Regions from separate parts of the Homo sapiens genome. Here region 2 is linked to region 1. A link is an interaction called in ENCODE POLR2A ChIA-PET data of the cell type or tissue named here. Cell type or tissue: OCI-LY7. All regions are shown on one strand. Each heading gives the region's core, and the rest is flanking DNA. Links, peaks and the distances in the headings are about the cores only.

What was found. ChIA-PET counts read pairs that join two places held together with the same protein. Peaks named below come from ENCODE experiments on the same cell type or tissue, not always from the same donor. Only the 100,000 strongest peaks of a DNase experiment are listed, where the experiment ranks them.
Region 2: POLR2A ChIA-PET joins it to region 1 with 5 read pairs; 6 of 35 experiments call an interaction of 5 or more read pairs at or near these places.

Annotation. Positions count from the first base shown.
Region 1 is chr9:123,248,069-123,257,310 of GRCh38, reverse strand. The region is part of intron 1 of STRBP (spermatid perinuclear RNA binding protein); the gene reads left to right. Among named protein-coding and RNA genes, the nearest start is that of STRBP, 16 kb to the left of the region's middle. In OCI-LY7, for the core only: no CTCF peak of the experiment used is centred there; no DNase peak of the experiment used is centred there.
Region 2 is chr9:123,301,639-123,310,880 of GRCh38, reverse strand. LOC105376265 (a long non-coding RNA gene) reads left to right here. Exons shown (of 4, transcript XR_930331.3): 2 at 4,661-4,862; 3 at 5,570-5,667; 4 at 5,973-6,056. Among named protein-coding and RNA genes, the nearest start is that of STRBP, 38 kb to the right of the region's middle. RefSeq lists an enhancer at 5,876-5,925. In OCI-LY7, for the core only: no CTCF peak of the experiment used is centred there; a DNase peak (open chromatin) is centred at 5,650; H3K4me3 peaks cover 1,032 bases; H3K27ac peaks cover 1,171 bases.

The DNA of each region.
Region 1 (9,242 bases), core at 2,169-7,168:
GTGTGTAGTGTGTAGTATCAGCCATGGAAAACAAATAGAACTGGATTATGAGAAAAATGGAAAAGAGAATTCCATATGGAGGGAATAGCATTAGCAAAATAAGAATGCTCAAGATTTGTATGGAAAATAAGTGGTTCATTTTGTTGACGATACGATATATGAAAGGAATTAGCAGAGCGTAAGTTTGGAGAGGAATGTTGGAGCTACTGATAGAAGGATTTGAATGCAGGAATAAGGAATTCAAGCCTTACTCTGTTTGAAAGCCCCAGTGATAAAGGACATTATCAGGACTATCTTTATGAGTTTGACAATGTTACGTGGAAAGACAGACTGAAATAAATACGACTGGTTCTCGAATAATGTTTCATTCGATGTTGTTTCATTATAATGTTGACCAAAAAAAAAAAAAAAAGATTCCTGGCTGGAGCCACTGTCTACATGGAGTTTTCACGTTCTCCCCATGTCTGTGTGGGTTTTCTCTGGGTGCTCTGGTTTCCTCCATATCTGAAGGATGCGCAGTTTAGGTTAATTGGTCTGTCTAAATGGTCCCAGGATGAGTGAGTGAGGGTGTGTGTGTGAGTGTGCGCTGTGACGGAATGGTGTTCTGTCTAGGATTGGTGCCCACCTTGTGCCCTGAGTTGTTGGGATAGGCTCTGGCCATCTGCATTCTTGAACTGGAATAATTAAGTAGTCATCTTGTTTTTTGTTAACTTTTCTTACATATATATATAGCTCACATTTATTTCAGTGTTTAATATTACAAGCGTTTTGGTTTTTATTTAGAAGTTTGGTGATGTTTTTGTGACAAGAAGAACTTAACCGTTGTATATATCAATTAGCCTCTGATAAATTGGTTTTATTATATGTTATTTCCTCTAACGTCGCAGTTTCCAAGAACCTATCAAGTACATTAAATGACAACTTACTGTACACTGATTAAAATGCTATTGTAATAATTTGGGGGGAAAGCAATAAAGGTAGTGGAAATAGGTATAGGTAGTGGAAGTAGGTATATATATAATCTCAGCATTTTGGGACACCAAGGCGGAGGATCAGTTGAGCTCAGGAGTTCGAGACCAACCTGGACAACATAATGAGACCACATCTTTATAGAAACAAAGTAGCTGGGTGTGGTGGTGCTTGCCTGTAGTCTCAGTTACTTGGGAGCCTGAGGTTGGAGGATTGCTTGAACCCAAGAGGTTAAAGCCGTAGTGAGCTATGATCATGCCACTGCACTCCACTCTAGGCAACAGAGCAAGACTAGCAAAAAAAAAAAAAAAAAAAAAAAAAAAGAAAGAAAGGATGTCTTGGAACTGTTGCAACTTGGTAACTACTGAATGTGAGGGCTGAGCAACAAGCCTGACAACTACAGGGTTTCAAGCCTACTTGATTGGCAGCCTGGGGTTCCCTCAGTATAAGCAGGGAGCCCAAGAGAAGTGAGATCAGGAGGAAAATTTGTTTGGTTTTGGTATAACGTTTGCAGGTGTGATGGTTATATACAGGTGATGATGATTCTGATAAAAAGAAAATTAGTATTCTCTTTAGAAAGGATGTGCATCTGTTGCTTTCGTGCCTTCATTTTGATATAGCTAACTCCCAGAAAGAGAAGTAAGACTCAGTTGCTGGATCTATTGCTGGCATCAGAATCTAGATAATTGATTTGGAAAACTTTGACACAGTACCTGAATTTTTCTTTTCATCTGTAAGTAGCTCAACCCTTTTCACTAAGTTTGTTAGATAAGTTGCTCTGGTTGTAAAAACACTATGTATTCTCAGTAGCTTGATACAACTTACAGGTTATCCTTTGAAATCTCCTTTACTGCTGCTTCATTGGTTATGGATATCTAAGTAGTGCCTTTCTTACGTCTTTGAAGAAAACAGATGAGCAGTTGAGTGTTCCCAACTAGTAACCTTGATCACCTTGAGATGAAGGCAGTGTTTATTTGAATTAAAAGGTTTGCATGCTTTTGCCATACCATACTCCTGTTTTTCCCCTTAGGACATAGAGCCACATTGGAAGAGGACAAGCCTTTTAACCTAATTAGTGGTAGTTAAGATGTTAGTTGCCAAAACATTTCTTTAACAGCCTACATTTAACAAAATACCAGAAGATATCAGAGGATGTAGCTTTCTATGCCAGGCAGATTCAAGAACAACAGTGTAAGGTTCTTTTAGATTTATAGCATTTTCAGAGCCCTGTAGCAGGAGGTGTTTTTAACCCAAAGATGATAGACAAAAAAATTATTTGCAAAATGATATTGATAATTGTGTACACTTTTTATTTATAGGCTAATGATGTATGATATTTATATATTTAATGCATTTTTTAATAGTTGAAAAAAGACATGATGAGTTTGTTGAAAACTTGCAATTCACCGGCTACGTTTAGAAGGGTGACCTTGAGCTTATCACATTAGTCGTCTCTTTATTAAGTCTTTTTTCTTTGCCCTTAGATAATATTGTCAGTGAACATTATTTTGGCACTGTCATTATAGAGCCTTTTGTTTTCCATTAAATAGGAGTCAGTAGGACCCAACTGTCCTGAAATGAGAAAATTTTCCTATTTAGGATAATTTATATTTTTCACCTCACCGGAGGTGTGATGGCTTTTAGTTTTTCAGATTTGGAGTATATTGTAAATTTTTTTAAATCTTGGCAATTTTATTTCACATGATTGGTTTGCTAAGAATATAAAGTTTTACCCTTGTGAGAAACCTGCGAGATCCTTTTAGTCCTGCTTTGTTCCAGAGAGGTTAAGGCACTAGTTGAAAATCACACACCCAACTAGTGGCAGAGTTGGGGCAAGAGGTAGATTTCTTTTTTGTTCTTTCTTTTTTTTTTTTTTTTTTTTTTTGAGACGGAGTCTCACGTGATCAGGCTGGAGTGCAGTGGCGCGATCTGGGTTCACTGCAGGCTCCGCCTCCCGGGTTCATGCCATTCTTCTGCCTCAGCCTCCCGAGGAGCTGGGACTACAGGTGCCCGCCACCACGCCCGGCTAAGTTTTTGTGTTTTTAGTAGAGATGGGGTTTTACTGTGTTAGCCAGACTGGTCTCGATCTCCTGACTGGCAAGAGGTAGATTTCTTGCCCTTCAGTCTTGGGCTGCTTTCACCATGTCAGGCTGCTGTTTAGAAATGTGTACCAGGAAATCTTAAATGAACGTAGCTGAGTTGGTCACTAACCAGCTTAGTTGGTTGGTCATTATTGGGTGTTATTACACCTAATAATGTTCAATTGGAATAATTAAGATTTTTTCCCCCTCGTTCCTTCTGAAAACGTTTTTTTAAAAGGCTAACCATTTTAAACTGAACGATTCAGTTTAAATGAAACATTCACAATGTTGAGCAACCACCACTTTATGTAGTTCCAAAACATTTTCATCACTTCAAAATAAAACCCCTTACCCATTATGCAGTTTGAAAAGTTTTTAAGCAATTAGAATAAAAATCTTTGCTGTGACAAGTAAGGTCGACTAGGGCAAGTTTGTATTACAGGTCACTCCTAGTGCTTTGTTGCCTGCTTCCGATTTGCCAGTGAGAAACAGAGTATCCTTCTTATGCTATTTAATAGTGATATTACAAACAGCAGCAACATCAAAAAAGAATGTGTCAGGCACATAATGAATAATAATGCTGATAGCAGGCATGCGTTGTGCATATTATTGTTAATCTTCACACTAGCCTTTCAAAGTGGTTACTGTATTTCTGATGAGAAAATGAAGCCTTGTTCAGTAACTCTAGAATCACTTAGCTGATAAGTGGTCAATCTGGGATTCAAATCCATATCTATTTGGCTTGAAAAGTTGGGTGTTCTTGTCACTAAATTTGGGAATGAGCAGGCAAAAAGAAACACATGGAAGGAATCATCTCGTTTGAGGGATTCAGTACTCTCTTAGCAGTACAGTGTGTAAGGGAAGGGGATTTGAGTTTGTTAGTCCTGTTGGTGTTTGTTAGTTGCCACTTTATCCTGTCCCACTATGATTTGTATGCACAGGAGGAAAAACAAAATAGGAAATAATCTTTGGAACTCTTTATGGACATTATCATGAACAATTAGAAGAAATGGCAATGTAGCTTCTGACATTTGTTCTTAGAAATTATCTGTTTCTTTTTTTCTTCTCTTTTAATGAGTCTTTATATGATTTTATTTTAAATTCATAAATTGATTTGCTTGAGTGGTTTAGTCTGAGCAGTATTGGAACTTGATTGATTTCCCATTTTAAGATCCTTTTAAAAAGTGGTGATTCAATTCCAGTGAAGCATAACTCAAATTGTGTGTATTGAAGACTTTTGTAATTACATTTTTGCCCCTATTAAAAAACTTTATTTTAGCTTTTTTAAAGTTTGAAAGAACTTTTGGTAGGCCAGTTGTCAGTCATTCCTTTGAAAGCCCCTAGTAAGTCACCTCATAAACCTTGTCACTTTTCTACTGTGTTTTGGCCCGAATCATGTTACTTCCCTTCAGTAATAGGCCCTGGGGTAATATGTTAAAATATGCTGGCTTTGGGTAAAAAGGATGGTATCATGTAAAATACAGCTCTCTGGCTACTTTGGACAAAGAGATTTTTTTAAGGTTATGTGAGCATAACAAGAATATAAGGTATAGCAATAGCAGCCATCTACAAATGTCTTGAGTGTGTGTATTGATAGTTATCCAAAGAAGTATAGATTTTTGACAGTGACCTTGTGACTTTCGCTAATATCTAAATACTAGGTACTTCCATAAATGGATTTTAAGCTTTTAAAAACTTTTATTTAAAAGTTTTAAAATGCCCTTGTAGCTTGGCTCAAATATTACACATTGCTTTTCTGTTTTGACCTAGTGGTGACATTTCATTCTCTCTGAAACCAGCAGAAATGTACTGTGAAGAGTACAGGCTCTGGAGTTGGTCAGATTTGTTTTCAAGTCTTTGTCACTTACTAGCTGTAAGACCTTTCCTCTTTTAAAATGAATATCTTATGTTACAGCTCTGTAGCGTTAGAGGTGATGTCTCTAAAGGGCTCAGCACAGTATCTGGCACATAGTGAATTGTGTTCAAATGGTCCGTGTTATAGGAAGAAGTCTAAATTTTGATAGCCTAGCCAACATCACGGTGCAAATACAGGAAAACCTCATCTGTATACTGTCCTGCAATCAGCACGTTTCTTCTTGGATTTGTGTTTTGTTTGTGTGTTGAAGTGCCATGTGTCAGTTTTCACCATTTCCTGCAACTTTTCCTTTTTCTCAGAAATGCCTGGCAAATACCTTCATTGGGTATTGTATAATTGAGCTAAAAAAAAAAAAATAGATGGTGCTATGCAAGCTAATGATGAGGGATTTGCTCCCTTATAGCAATCCCTTTCAGTTAGGTATTCCTGTGTAGCATGTTAACAGGTGCTTACCACCCTTAGAGATGTCAGCTGGCCGAATGCCCAAGCTTATGCCAAAGAAGGGAGGGAGCTTTTGTTGTCTGGAATGAAAAGTATACAATGCCTACTAAATGCTTATAGTGTATTTCATGATGATTGTTAATGTTAAAGCATGAAAAGCTATATCTTAGCCTAATAATTTTACTCATTACTTCCCCATTATTTGCATTGTTTCTCTTGTTCTGTTTAGAAAGACATACAAAGGACTTTTACACTGTAACTGTAAGGTTGAGGTTGTGATGAATTGCAATCTAAGAATATTAGCTATGGAGGGGACTTTGGAGATCAGCTATACTAACCCTCTTATCTTGTACATGAAAAAGCTGGCTGAGAGAAGTTGTGACTCACTCAGGGACATAGAAAGTAAGTGACAGGTTTGATTTCCAATCCGGTATTATGAAGGTTACCTGGTAAAGTGGAGAGAGCACTGGACTTTGGAGTCACACAGGCCTGATTTTGAGTCCTGATTCCACCATGTATTAACTGTGTGACCTTTGGCAAGTAAATCTGAGTTAGTTTCCTGCTTTGTGTTACTTTGTGGGGTCTTGAGGGGTCTTGAAGATTATGGGATAATGTAAGTATAGCACAGAGCCTGACATTTGCGATGGGCTCAGTAAGTGCCGTCCGTTCTCTTGTACTATTTTTCTTCTCCTTCTCCTTCTTCTTCTTCTTTGAGAGAGGGAGAGAGAAAAGAAAGAAAGAAAAGAAAAGAAAAGAAGGAAAGAAAGAAAAAAGAAAAGAAAGAAACAGAGACAGAGAAAGAAACAGAGACAGACAGAGAGGTTCTCTCTCTCCACTGCCCAGGCTGGAGTGCAGTGGTACGATCATGGCTCACTGCAGCCTCGAACTCCTAGAGTTCAAGTGGTCTGCCTGCCTCAGCCTCACAAGTAGTTAGGATTACAGGATTACCAGACCTGGCTAATTAAAAAAAAATTTTTTGTTTTTTGTTTTTTTGTAGAAATGGGGTCTCGTTTTGTCACCCTGGTCTTGAACTCTTGGCTACAAGCCATCCTCCTGCTTCAGCCTCCCTAAGTGTTGGGATTATAGGTGTGAGCCACTGTAGCCAGCCCTGCTTTCCTTTAAAACAGATCATATAGCTAAGTGATTACTCGTTATGAAATGGGAATCAAAGAATGGTTGATGTTTTTGCCAAAGCCTTTTGCTGAAAATCTGTTGTTCATTGGAGGAGGATTGCTGATTGCAAAATGAGTGCAAAACATTTGTCAAGAGCTTAAGTGACCACTGCTCCAAGTTGTACAGTGTTGACATGGTTCATTCCTGAGAAATGGCTGCATTTCCCTAGTGAAATGGATAGAAAACCTAGCATTGGGAACACCAAATCAACCTACATATAGTTAGGCCAGCAGTTCTCAAAAAAAACTTTTTTTTTTAACTATAGACCCTTTTACAATCTTAAACATTATCGAGGACCCCAACGATCTCTTGTTTATGTGAGTTGTATCTGTTGATATTTATCGGAAATTATATCTGATAAAAATTTAAATATTTATTTAAAAATGCTAATAAACTATTATATGTTAACACAAGACAAAAGAAAATTAGTGAGAAGACTAGCATTGTTTTACATTTTTGTAATTCTCACTAATGCCTAACTTACTAGAAGACAGCTGGGTTCAGATAGCTGCTTCTGCATTGTCTGTTTTAATATTCTTGATGAAGTATATGAAGAAGAAAATCTGCCTTCACACAGATATGTAGCTGGAAAAGGGAGAAATATTTTAATAGCTTTTTCAGATAATTTTGGATATTCTTCTTTGATACTACACCAAAACTTGACAAATGGTAGTATCCTGATAGAATCTGAAACCAGATCAGTGAACATTTTGTGTCCTGTTACATTAAAATCCATTGGTCTTTGCATTTTGATTGGATCTTTTATCTATACATGGTTTTATAACATTATGCATTGGCCATTGGAAAATATTGATTCATTGAATTATCTTGATCTTCCAAATGTGACCTATTTCATGTTCCGTCTTCAACGTTATATAGCCTCTGGGAAACTCTGTACTCTGGAAAGAATGAGAGTGGAAAAGAAACATAGTGCCTTCATACTACTTGGAAAATAGTTTTGGCCATGCAGACCCCTGAAAAGGTCTTGAGGACCTCCAGGGGTTCCTAAACCACACTTGCAGAACTGCAAAGTTAGAAAAATTGGTAAGCTAAAAGGAGTGACTCGGTTGCTTTATATTTTTTTAATTAAAAATAATTTAAAAACAGATTTAAAAAATAATTTTTATTTTGAGACAGGGTCTTACTGTGCCACCCAGGCTGAAGTGCAGTGGTGCAATCATACCTCACTATAACCTTGAACTCCTGGGCTCAAGTGATCCTCCCACTCCAGCCTCCTTGGTGTCTGGGACTGCAGGCATGCACCATCATGCCCAGCTAGTTTTTTAATTTTTTTGTACAGATGGAGTCTTGCTATGTTGCCCTGGCTGGTCTCAAGCTCGGCTTCAAGTGATCCTCTTGCCTCAGCCTTCCAAAGCGTATTTTTATTTTTTTGAGACAGGGTCTCACTCTGTTGCCCAGGCTGGAGTGCAGTGGCATGATCACAGCTCACTGCAGCCTTGACCTCCTGGGCTCAAGTGATCCTCCCACCTCAGCCTCCCGAGTAGCTGGGACTACAGATGCACACCACCATGCCTGGCTAATTAAAAAAATTTGTGTGTGTGTGGAGATGGGGTCTCATTGTGACCTGCGGTTTCCAACTCCTGAGCTTAAGTGATCCTCCTGTCTCAGCCTCCCAAGGTGTTGGGATTACAGGTGAGAGCCATGTGGCTTGGCCTACAGCCTTAATAAGAGATAATCTGGAAATTACTATGAAATGGATTGCTACTTAAGCCTTAGTCTTAGAAACCATCTTATTCCTTGAAGTAAAGAGCTGCCAAATTTTGAAATGCAGCGAATAGGTCATTAAATATTTGAGTGCTTTTTATAGACAGAGCAGTGTATTAGGTACTGCTAAAGATATGAATTATGAAAAACGGTTCCTTCTCTTTAGTAGTTTATAGTCTAGCTGAAGGGGTAAGACATATAACCTTGTAAAAAGATGACTAATGCAAGTTCTCTATAACAAGGTGACATACAAGGAGAGAGGAAGCCATTCTTTATTATGGGAAAGTACAGACAGTGCTCATTCAGGTAATCATTACATCAGGTTATACTGGAGAATTAACACTGAATAATTATGTTAGGCTTACAAAATTATGTTGCAATTTATATTTTTATTCTCACATTGTTACCCTATTTTTATAGGTTTGTATAGTTTCCAGTATTTTTACAGGTTTTTATTTGCCTTAAAAAAATAATTCGGCTGGGCGCGGTGGCTCATGCCTGTAATCCCAGCACTTTGGGAGGCTGAGGCAGGCGGAACACGAGGTCAGGAGTTCGAGACCAGCCTGGCCAACATGGTAAAACACCGTCTCTACTAAAAATAATAATAAAAAAAATCTGGGCATGGTGGCATGTGCCTGTAATCCCAGCTACTCAGGAGCCTGAGGCAGGAGAATTGTTTGAACCCAGGAGGCAGAGGTTGCAGTGAGCCGAGATCGTGCCATTGCGCTCTAGCCTGGGCAATAGGGTGAGACTCCATCTCAAAAAAAAAAAAAAAAAAAAAAAACACGATAGGGGTGGGAGAAGTCTGTTATTGCTATTTGATAGATGAGAAAAGACTAAGTTAAATATGCCAAGATCACATAGATTTGAGTATTATGTTATTTGCATTTATGTTTCTCATTAGAATAGAATAGAAATACTCAGATACCTTGCTTTGGAGGAAAAATATATACATACACAGAGTAAAGATCTCCACT
Region 2 (9,242 bases), core at 2,894-7,893, 53 kb before region 1:
TATAGGTATATATCCAAGAGACATGTAAACATATGTGTACATACAGCAAAAACTTGTACATGGGCCAAGTGCAGTGGCTCTCACCTATAATCCCAGCACTTCAGGGGACTGAGGCTGAGGCAGGGGGATCACTTGAGCACAGGAGTTTGAGACCAGCCTGGGCAACATAGCAAGACCCTGTCTCTAATAATAATTTAATAAAACTTGTACATGAATATTCATGGCAGTTTTTTTTTTTTTTTTTAGGAGTGGGGTCTCTCTCTGTCACCCAGGCTGGAGTGCAGTGATGTAATAATAGCTCACTGTAGCCTTGAACTCCTGGGCTTAAGTGATCCTCCTGCCTCGGCCTCCCAAAGTGTTGGGATTACAGGCATGAGCCACCATGCGCAACCGGCTTTTAAAATTATAAACCAAAGCTGGAAACCAATTAAATGTTCATTGACTGATGAATGGATAAATAAAAGGTGTTGCATCCATACTGTGGAATGTTATTAATTCATAAAAAGGGATGAAGTACTAATATAGGCTACAACATTATGCTAAGTGAAAAAAGCCTTGTAAATATTATGCTAGCTGGGCACGGTGTTCGCGCCTGTAATCCCAGTGCTTTGGGAGGCTGAGGTGGGTGGATCGCCTGAGGTCATGAGTTCGAGACCAGCCTGGCCAACATGGCAAAACCCCATCTCTACTAAAAATACAAGGATTTGCCAGGCATGCTGGTGCACGCCTGTAGTCCCAGCTACTCAGGAGGCTGAGGCAGGAGAATCGCTTGAACCCAGGAGGTGGAGGTTGCAGTAAGCAGAGATCGCGCCACTGCACTCCAGTCTGGGCCATGGAGCAAGACTCCATCTCAAAAAAAAAAAAAAAAAAAAGAAAGAAAAGAAAAGTAAAGAAAAAAAAAACATTATGCTAAGTGAAAAAAGCCAGACACAAAAGACCATTATGTGTTAGTTTCCCAGGGCTGCCATAACAAAGTAGCACAAACTGGCTGGCTTAAGCAACAGAAATTTATTGTGTCACAGTCCTGGAGGCTGGAAGTCTAAGATCAAGGTATCCAGAGTTGCTTCCCCCTGAGGACTGTGAAGGAGACATGTTCTGTGACTCATGCCTAGTTTCTGGTGTTTGCTGGCAATCTTTGGTGTTCCTTGGTGTAGAGAAACATCACCTCAATCTCTGCTTTCATCTTCACGTGATGTTCTCCCTGTGTGTATCTTCATATCTAAATTTCCCCTTTTTATAAGGACACCAGACATACTGGATTAAGGCCCATTCTAATGACCCTTTCTTAAACTAATTGCATCTGCAATGACCCTGTTTTCAAATAAGGCCACATTCCGAGATACTGGTGTTAAGACTTCAATTTATGAATTTGGTAGGGGTGGGGGAGACACGATTCAACCCATAATACCACATGTTGTAAGATTCCATTTATGTAAAATGTCTAGAATAGGTAAATCCAGAGAGACAGAAAGAAGATTAGTGCTTGCCAGTGGCTGGGAAAAAAAGGAAATTGGGAATGACTGCTAATGGATACAGAGTTCATTTTTTAAAAATGTTCCGAAATTAGAACAACTATGTGAATACAGTCTGGCAAGTAAACAATACACTCATAAAATATGTTCAGGGAGGCTGGGCGTGGGGCTCACGTCTGTAATCTCAGCACTTTGGGAGGCTGAGGTGGGAGGATCACTTGAGCCCAGGAGTTTGAGACCAGCCTGGGCAACAAAGTGATACCCTGTCTCTATTTAAAGCATTTAAATATTAGCTGAGTGTGATGGTGCACGCCTGTAGTCCCAGCTACTCAGGAGGCTGAGGTAGGAGGAACACTTGACCCTGGGAGGTTGACGCTGCAGTAAGTCATGACTGCGCCACTGCACTCCAGCCTGGGTGAAAGAGGGAGATCCTGCCTCAAAAAAAAAAAAAAAAAAACCTCAGGGAGCAATAAGAGTGTAAGCAAACACAAAACAGGGCAAGTGGCTTTATTTTCTGTGGTTTCAGTTACCCATAGTCAACTGTGGCCCAAAAATATTAAATAGAAAATTCCAGGCCAGGCGTGGTGGCTCACACCTGTAATCCCAGCACTTTGGGAGGCTGAGGTGGGCAGATCACCTGAGGTGAGGAGTTCGAGACCAGCCTGGCCAACATGGTGAAAGCCCATCTCTACTAATAATACAAAAATTAGCCAGGCATGGTGGCGGGCGCCTGTAGTCCCAGCTATTCGGGAGACTGAGGCAGGAGAATCCCTTGAACCCAGGAGGTGGAGGTTGCAGTGAGCCAAGATCGCGCCACTGCCCTCCAGCCTGGGTGACAGAGAGAGACTCCATCTGAAAAAAAAAAAAGTTCCAGAAAGAAACAATTCATAAGTTTTACATTGTATTCCGTTCTGAGTGGTGTGATGAAATCCTGTGTCGTCTCGGCCCATCCCACTTGGCATGCAAATCATTCCTTTGTCCAGCATCTCCATGCTGTATGAACACCCACCTGTAAGTCACTTAATAGCCGCCTTGGTTATCAGTGCCAGTATTGATACTGTAGTGCTTGTGTTTAAGTAACCCCTTATTTTACTTAATAATGCCCGCAGAATGCAAGAGTAGTGATGCTGGCTTATTGTTAAAATTGTTCTATTTTATTATTAGTTACTGTTGTTAACCTCTTGCCATTCCTCATTTATAAATTAAACTTTTTCTAGGTATGTACAAAGAGGAAAAAACAGAACAAGCAAGTCTACTGGTATCTATAGTTTCAGTCATCCACTGAGGGTCTTGGAACATATTCTCTACAGATAAGGGGGACTACGATACTAAAATTCAATGAATTACACCCTGTTTTTGTTTTTGTTTCTGTTTTGAGATAGAGTCTTGCTCTGTTGCCCAAACTAGTGTGCAGTGGCCCAATCTCGACTCACTGCAATTTCCGCCTCTTGGACTCAAGCCATTCTCCTGCCTCAGCCTCCAGAGTAGCTGGGATTACAGGCACCCACTGCCACGCCCGACTAATTTTTGTATTTTTAGTAGAGACGGGGTTTCACCATGTTGGCCAGGCTGGTCTCAAACTCCTAACCTCAAGTGATCCTCCTGCCTTGGCCTCCCAAAGTACTGGGATTACAGGTGGGAGCCACTGCGCCCGGCAAATTACACACTTTAAATGGTTGAACTGTATGGTCTGTGAATTACATCTCATTGAAGCTGCTTTTTTTTTTTAAGGGTGCAATGTTTACTATTCTTTTGCCATAATAAGGTCATGCAGATCACATGATACCAGGGAAATGAATGTGTTTGGACAACTCTGCAAAGACAAAAACAATTGTAGCTTTTGGTTTTTAATTTTTCAATACTTTTGGTATTTCCTATGTGCCTTCCACCCTAACTGCATGGAGGATTCTCTATTCATTCCAAATCTTCCTAATGTAATAAGCAAAATTCCACCTCTCCTTAAAAGCTAACTTCAACAGTCCCTGCAAGCTTAGTCTCATATTACTTACAAAAACATCTTTCCTAAACCTGCCCTGTGATTCTTGCAAAATTTTTATCCGTTCTGAACGGATGTCTCTTTTACCATTGAATTATCTCACTGCAATCTTCAGAAAGCACCTTCAAGCTTTTGCATTTTAAGAGACAAGCTTTTTCCCCCCCGGCATCTGTGCTTTTGCCCTTGTTGGATCACAGCTAGTTTTTCCCCAGAGGCCAAATCAAATTTCATAAAACAGTCGGGATCTAGATAGAGGCTAACAAAATCCTTGCTCACCCTCTGAGGCACTGCCGTGCACCTCTGTCCATCCCTGGGCCTCAGAGGAAGCAGACAGAGGACCCCTAGCTCCTGAGGTGTAACCCTTAGTGACCACTGTGTTTGTGGCTAGTCCACTCAGTTGCCTGTGGCCACAGAAGAAATGAGTACCCGCCTCTTACTTGTGACCTTGGCTGGGTGTCTCATGCCTGCTCTTGGGTGAACTGTGAGTTGCAGGTCTCTCAGGGAGTCTGTCTCCTGTTCTGCAGGGTGAGGGATCTCTAGGTATAAACTCCATCAAGGTGAGTAGATTGTAGGTAAACTGTGCAGTTGCCAAACCCAGCTGGAAAAATCCTAATTTATGAATCCTTCCAATGCCCTCTTCTCCCATCTGCCTGTTAGACCCTATGCTCTGGGGCCTGTTCAAACTGGGTCCCCATCCTAGCCCTCTAATCGCTTGCTGTGTCTTTGGCTGAGTTGCTGAACCTCTCTGGGCCTCAGGTTCTCCAACTGTGAAAAGGAGATAATGATCCTTTTCTCATAAGGTGTGATAAGGATGGAATTAATTTTTTTTTTTTTTGAGACAGAGTCTCACTCACTCTGTTGCCCAGGCTGGAGTGCAGTGGCATCATCTTAGCTCACTGCAACCTCCACCTCCCAGGTTCAAGAGATTCTCCTGCCTCAGCCACCCAAGTAGCTGGGATTGCAGGCGTGCACCACCATGCCCAGCTAGTTTTTGTATTTGTAGTAGAGACAGGGTTTCACTATTTTGGCCAGATTGGTCTTCAACTCCTGGCCTCTAGTGATCCACCCACGTTGGCCTCCCAAAGTGCTGGGATTAGGTGTGAGCCACCGCTCCTGGCAAGGATGGAATGAAATTTGTCTGGTATGCACTAATGTTGGCTCTCTCTCCCCATGATCCCAAATGTCCCTCCAGGAAAGCAAGATCTGACCCACAAGGTCCATCCTGGCTGGACTGAGAGCTACGAGGCAGTGGAAAGAATACTGCACTTGGGGTCAGACCAAGTGACCTAATTTGAAGTCCCAGCTCTGGCTCGTGATCTTGTGCAGACTCATCTAACCCACACCTTCCCATGCCACCCAGGCTGGGGTGAAGTGAGGAGCACATGGGATTATGGGTAAGAAACTGCTTAGAAATCTGGAAGGCAGCCAGGTGCAGTGGCTCACGCCTGTAATCCCAACATTTTGGGAGGCCGAGGCAGGTGGATCACCTGAGGTCAGGAGTTCAAGACCAGCCTGGCCAATGTGGTGAAACCCTGTCTCTACTAAAAATACAAAAATTAGCCAGGCATGGTGATGGGTGCCTGTAATCCCAGCTACTCAGGAGGCTGAGTCAGGAGCATCATTTGAACCTGGGAGGCAGAGTTTATTACAACAACAGAGTGAGTGAGACTCTGCCTCAAAAAAAAAAAATTCATTCTATCCTTATCACACCTTATAAGAAAAGGATAGTTATCTCCTTTTCTCGGTTGCAGTGAGCCGAGATCACACCATTGCACTCCAGCCTGGGCGACAGAGTGGAACTCCGTCTCAAAAAAGAAAGGAAAGGAAAAGAAGGGAAGGGGAAGGGGAAAGGGAAAGGAAAAGGAAGGAAAGGAAAGGAAGAAAGAAATCTGGAAGGGGCTGTGTGGCTGGGAGTGTCTACTGTCACGCCTGCCCTCCCAGTGACTGTGTGGCCCAACAACCCTCATCCAGCACTTCACCCCCGGCTGCTCCTACAGCACCCCCCACCCAGCTCCTCAAACTCACTGCTCACAGGTGGGCAGGCTCCAGGACCCTCCCTCTCTGCTGCCCCATTTATCTTCCTTTCTCTACATCCTCCCAGCAGACTCAGCAGATCCTTTCCTAGCCCAAAGCAGCTTTGAAGAGCCATCGTGAGCCAATGGGCGGAGCTAATAGTCTCCTATCCTCGACTTGCAGGGGGTGAGTACAGCTCTCCCAAGGGACTGGGAGGGGCCTCTCCATCATTCCTCACTCAGCTTCTTGTTTTTTTGGTGGGGCGGGGGCCCTGGGGCAAGTTCCTTTTGCCCTCTGTGCTTCTGCTGCCTCATCTGTAGGTCAACAGTGACAGTAGCACCTACCTTGTAAGTGTCTGGGTAGATTAAACAAGCGTCACGTGTAAGGAAGTTAGCTCAGAGTCGGGCACATAGTTAGTTATTATTGTTGCTTATTCATTCAGCTGTTCTCATGCAGTCACTCACAGGACACCTTCTCTCTGCTGCTGCTAGGGGCACAATGAATCAGACAGAGACCTCACCCTTGCAGAGTTCGCAGTCCGGGAGGCAGGCAGACAAGACCACAGTTGCAAGGTGATAACAGCGGGTGGCTGTTGTGGGAGCCACTGCACAAAGTGATAAGAGAAGAAGGGTGAAGTGGGAGGATCGCTTGAGCCCAGGAAGTCAAGGCTGCAGTGAGCCAAGATCGTGCCACTGCACTCCAGCCTGACAACAGAATGAGACCCCGTCTCAAAAAAAATAATAATGATGATAAAATAAAATTTAAAAAGAGAGAGGAAGGGTGCTGGTGGGAGTCCATGGGAGAGAGGCCCTAACTCTTCTGGGGTGGTCAGGCGAAGCCTCCCAGAGGGAGAACGTTTAGCTGGGCCTCGAAGGAGGTGTAGGAGCTCACTGCTAGTGGAGAAGAGACCTGGAAGAGGGCAGTTCAGGGATGGAATAGCACAGCAAAGGCACAGAGGCTGGGAGAGTGGGGGCCTGTCTGATCCCCTCCCACTCATCTGGAGCCTGCCTATGGGGTCCTGCTGCAAGCATCTGTGACTCTCACACCACAGGTGTCCTTCAGCCTGAGCCAGGAGCAGGCCACAGGTGTAAACACCCCAGGAACTGCCCTGAGCCAGGTGAGTGGGAGACGGGAGGTAAATACTTCAGCATCCTTTACTTTCCAGGTGGGACAACTAGAAGTTGTGCTTTCTCCCATTTCCTAGAGGACCTCAGCAGGATGGAGCCGGAGGTGCTCAGAAAGGTGGCTACCCTCAAACGTACTCTGTGTTAGCGTCCACCTCCCAGATATGCCGTTTAGACCCCACCCTTTCCCCAGGGTCTGTTTCCTGGCAAACCTGTGAACCCGGCCTAACACGTCAAGCTCTATAAGCGTGAACTAGGCAGGTCAGTTGCCCAGAATCCTTCTGTGTTCCATCCTTCTGGCTACTGGATTCGTTTTTCTGGTAGTTACTGAGCATGCGTCCATGGCCAGCCCCAGATTAGACATTGAGGGAGATTCAAAGAAGTGGAGAAAATAGTCCCACAAGGGGCTATTGGAGGAGATGAGACATATCTGGGAAAAAGAGAAAATACGGAAAAAGCAAGAAAGGCGGAGTTCACTTGGGGAAGAATAAGAAGGTTGGTGCATGAGATCCTAGGGGATTGCCACAGAGAGAAGTGGGGAAGGGAAGCTGAAAGGACAAAGGGAGGGTCTCGCTCTGTCACCCTGGCTGGAGTGCAATGGCATGATCTCGGCCCACTGCAACCTCTGCCTCCCGGGTTCAAGTGATTCTCGTGCCTCAGCCTCCTGAGTAGCTGGGATTATAGGTGTGCGCCACCACGCCAGGCTAATTTTTGTATTTTTAGTAGAGATGGGGTTTCACCATATTGGCCAGGCTGGTCTCAAACTCCTGGACTCAAGTAATTCTCCTGCCTTGGCCTCCCAAAGTGCTGGGATTACAGGCATGAGCCACCGCACCTGGCCTGCGACTTCATTTGGACCCTGAGGCCTGGAGTGCCTCGTCTGAATGCTTCTCAGTGGGGAGCCGTGGAAGGGTTTTGGGACAGGAACAATCTGTGTGTTGAAAGGACACTTTGGGTTCAAATGGAGGATGACAGGACAGGGAGAGGCCCAAGTCAGGGAGGCCCAGGAGCAGACTGTTGGAGGAGTCTTGGCCAGGCCAGCTGTGACTCCAGCTCAGCCAGCCCAGGTTCCTCCAAGACCTCCCCCTCAGACTCTGGAGGGCCATCTTCTCATAAGTGCTCGGGACGCTTCCTGCCTTCCCACCCTTCCTTTCAGACCTGCTTCCTGCTTGGCCTCCAAGCCTATTCTTCCTCTTACCTTCTCCCATTATCTCTGACTTCAGAATGTTTGCTTTGGCTCCCACTGTCTCCCCTCTGCTCTCTCCTGCGGTTAGTGTTGGATACTCAGCAAAATCTCTCCTTCCTACAAGCCAGCGCAGACCCATCGGGGCAGGGATTGTCTTCTTTCTACTTTAAGTAAACGGAATTGGAGCAACCTTGGCCTTGGAAGACAGACTTTGTCTTCTAACGACTTTCCTTCAAAACCACAAATGCATTTTGTCTCGACTTGAGGTGGTTCTTGCCTCTCATCTCAGCAACCTCAGGGTGAGCGTGAAGCAGCCTCTGGCAGCCTGAAGATTTCACAGCGGATGCTGTGCTTTTGTGAAAAGTCGATTTCTCTGCAAACCAGCCGAGAGGGCAAAGATAGTGCAGTGCTCCTTCCATTCAACAGACGTCTATGAGCCAGGCCTTGAGCTGTGTTGTGGGGAGTCGCTGAATAAGGTGTCTGCTCTCCAGGCCCGCATGGGCTGATAGGGAAGATGAACAAGGAGACTGTCCACAGGAAAAGCTTGTACAAAGTACCCTGTGGTCTCAGTGGAGGTGCAATGCCGTCCACACTGACCTTGCATTTGCATGTGGCACCAGAGCTGTGCCACCTTGGGGAAGCTATTGAACCGCTCCCTGCCTCAGTTTCCTCACCTATGAAATAAGCATAATGAGGGTTCTTCTCTTCTAGGTTTGATGTGGGGATTACACAAGGCACATGGGAAGTGCTTAGCATGGAATCTGGAGAAGGAAATGCTCGCTATTCTCTCTTTTAAAAACATTCTCCCAGCACTTTGGAGGCGGAGGCGGGCAGATCGCTTGAGGTCAGGAGTTCAAGATCAGCCTGGCCAACATGGTGAAACCCTGTCTCTACTAAAATACAAAAATTAGCCGGGCGTGTTGGTGGGTGCCTGTAGTCCCAGCTACGCAGGAAACTAAGGCAGGAGAATCGCTTGAACCCGGGAGGCGGAAGTTGCAGTGAGCTGAGATCGCACCACTGCACGACAGCCCGGGTGACAGAGCAAGACTTTGTCTCAAAAACAAAAACAAACCATTCTCCTATCATTTAAATTCTTCCTTAAAGTGTACAATTCAGTGGTTTTTATTCTATTCATAAGGTTGTGCACCCATCATCACTATTTCCAGATCATTTTCAATACCCCAAAAGAAACCTTGTACCCATTAGCTGTCCCTTCCCCCAATTTCCCCTGCTCCTACTTTCTGTCTCTGTGGATTGGCCTATTCTGGCCAATCATAAAAATGGAATCATACAGTATGTGACCTTTCGTGCCTAGCTTCTGTTTTCAAGATTCTTCCATGTCATAACACTCATCAGTACTTCATTCTTTTTTATGGCTGAATAATATTCTATTATGTGGAAATACTGCATTTTGGTATCCGTTCATTGGTTGGTGGCTTTGGGTTATTTCC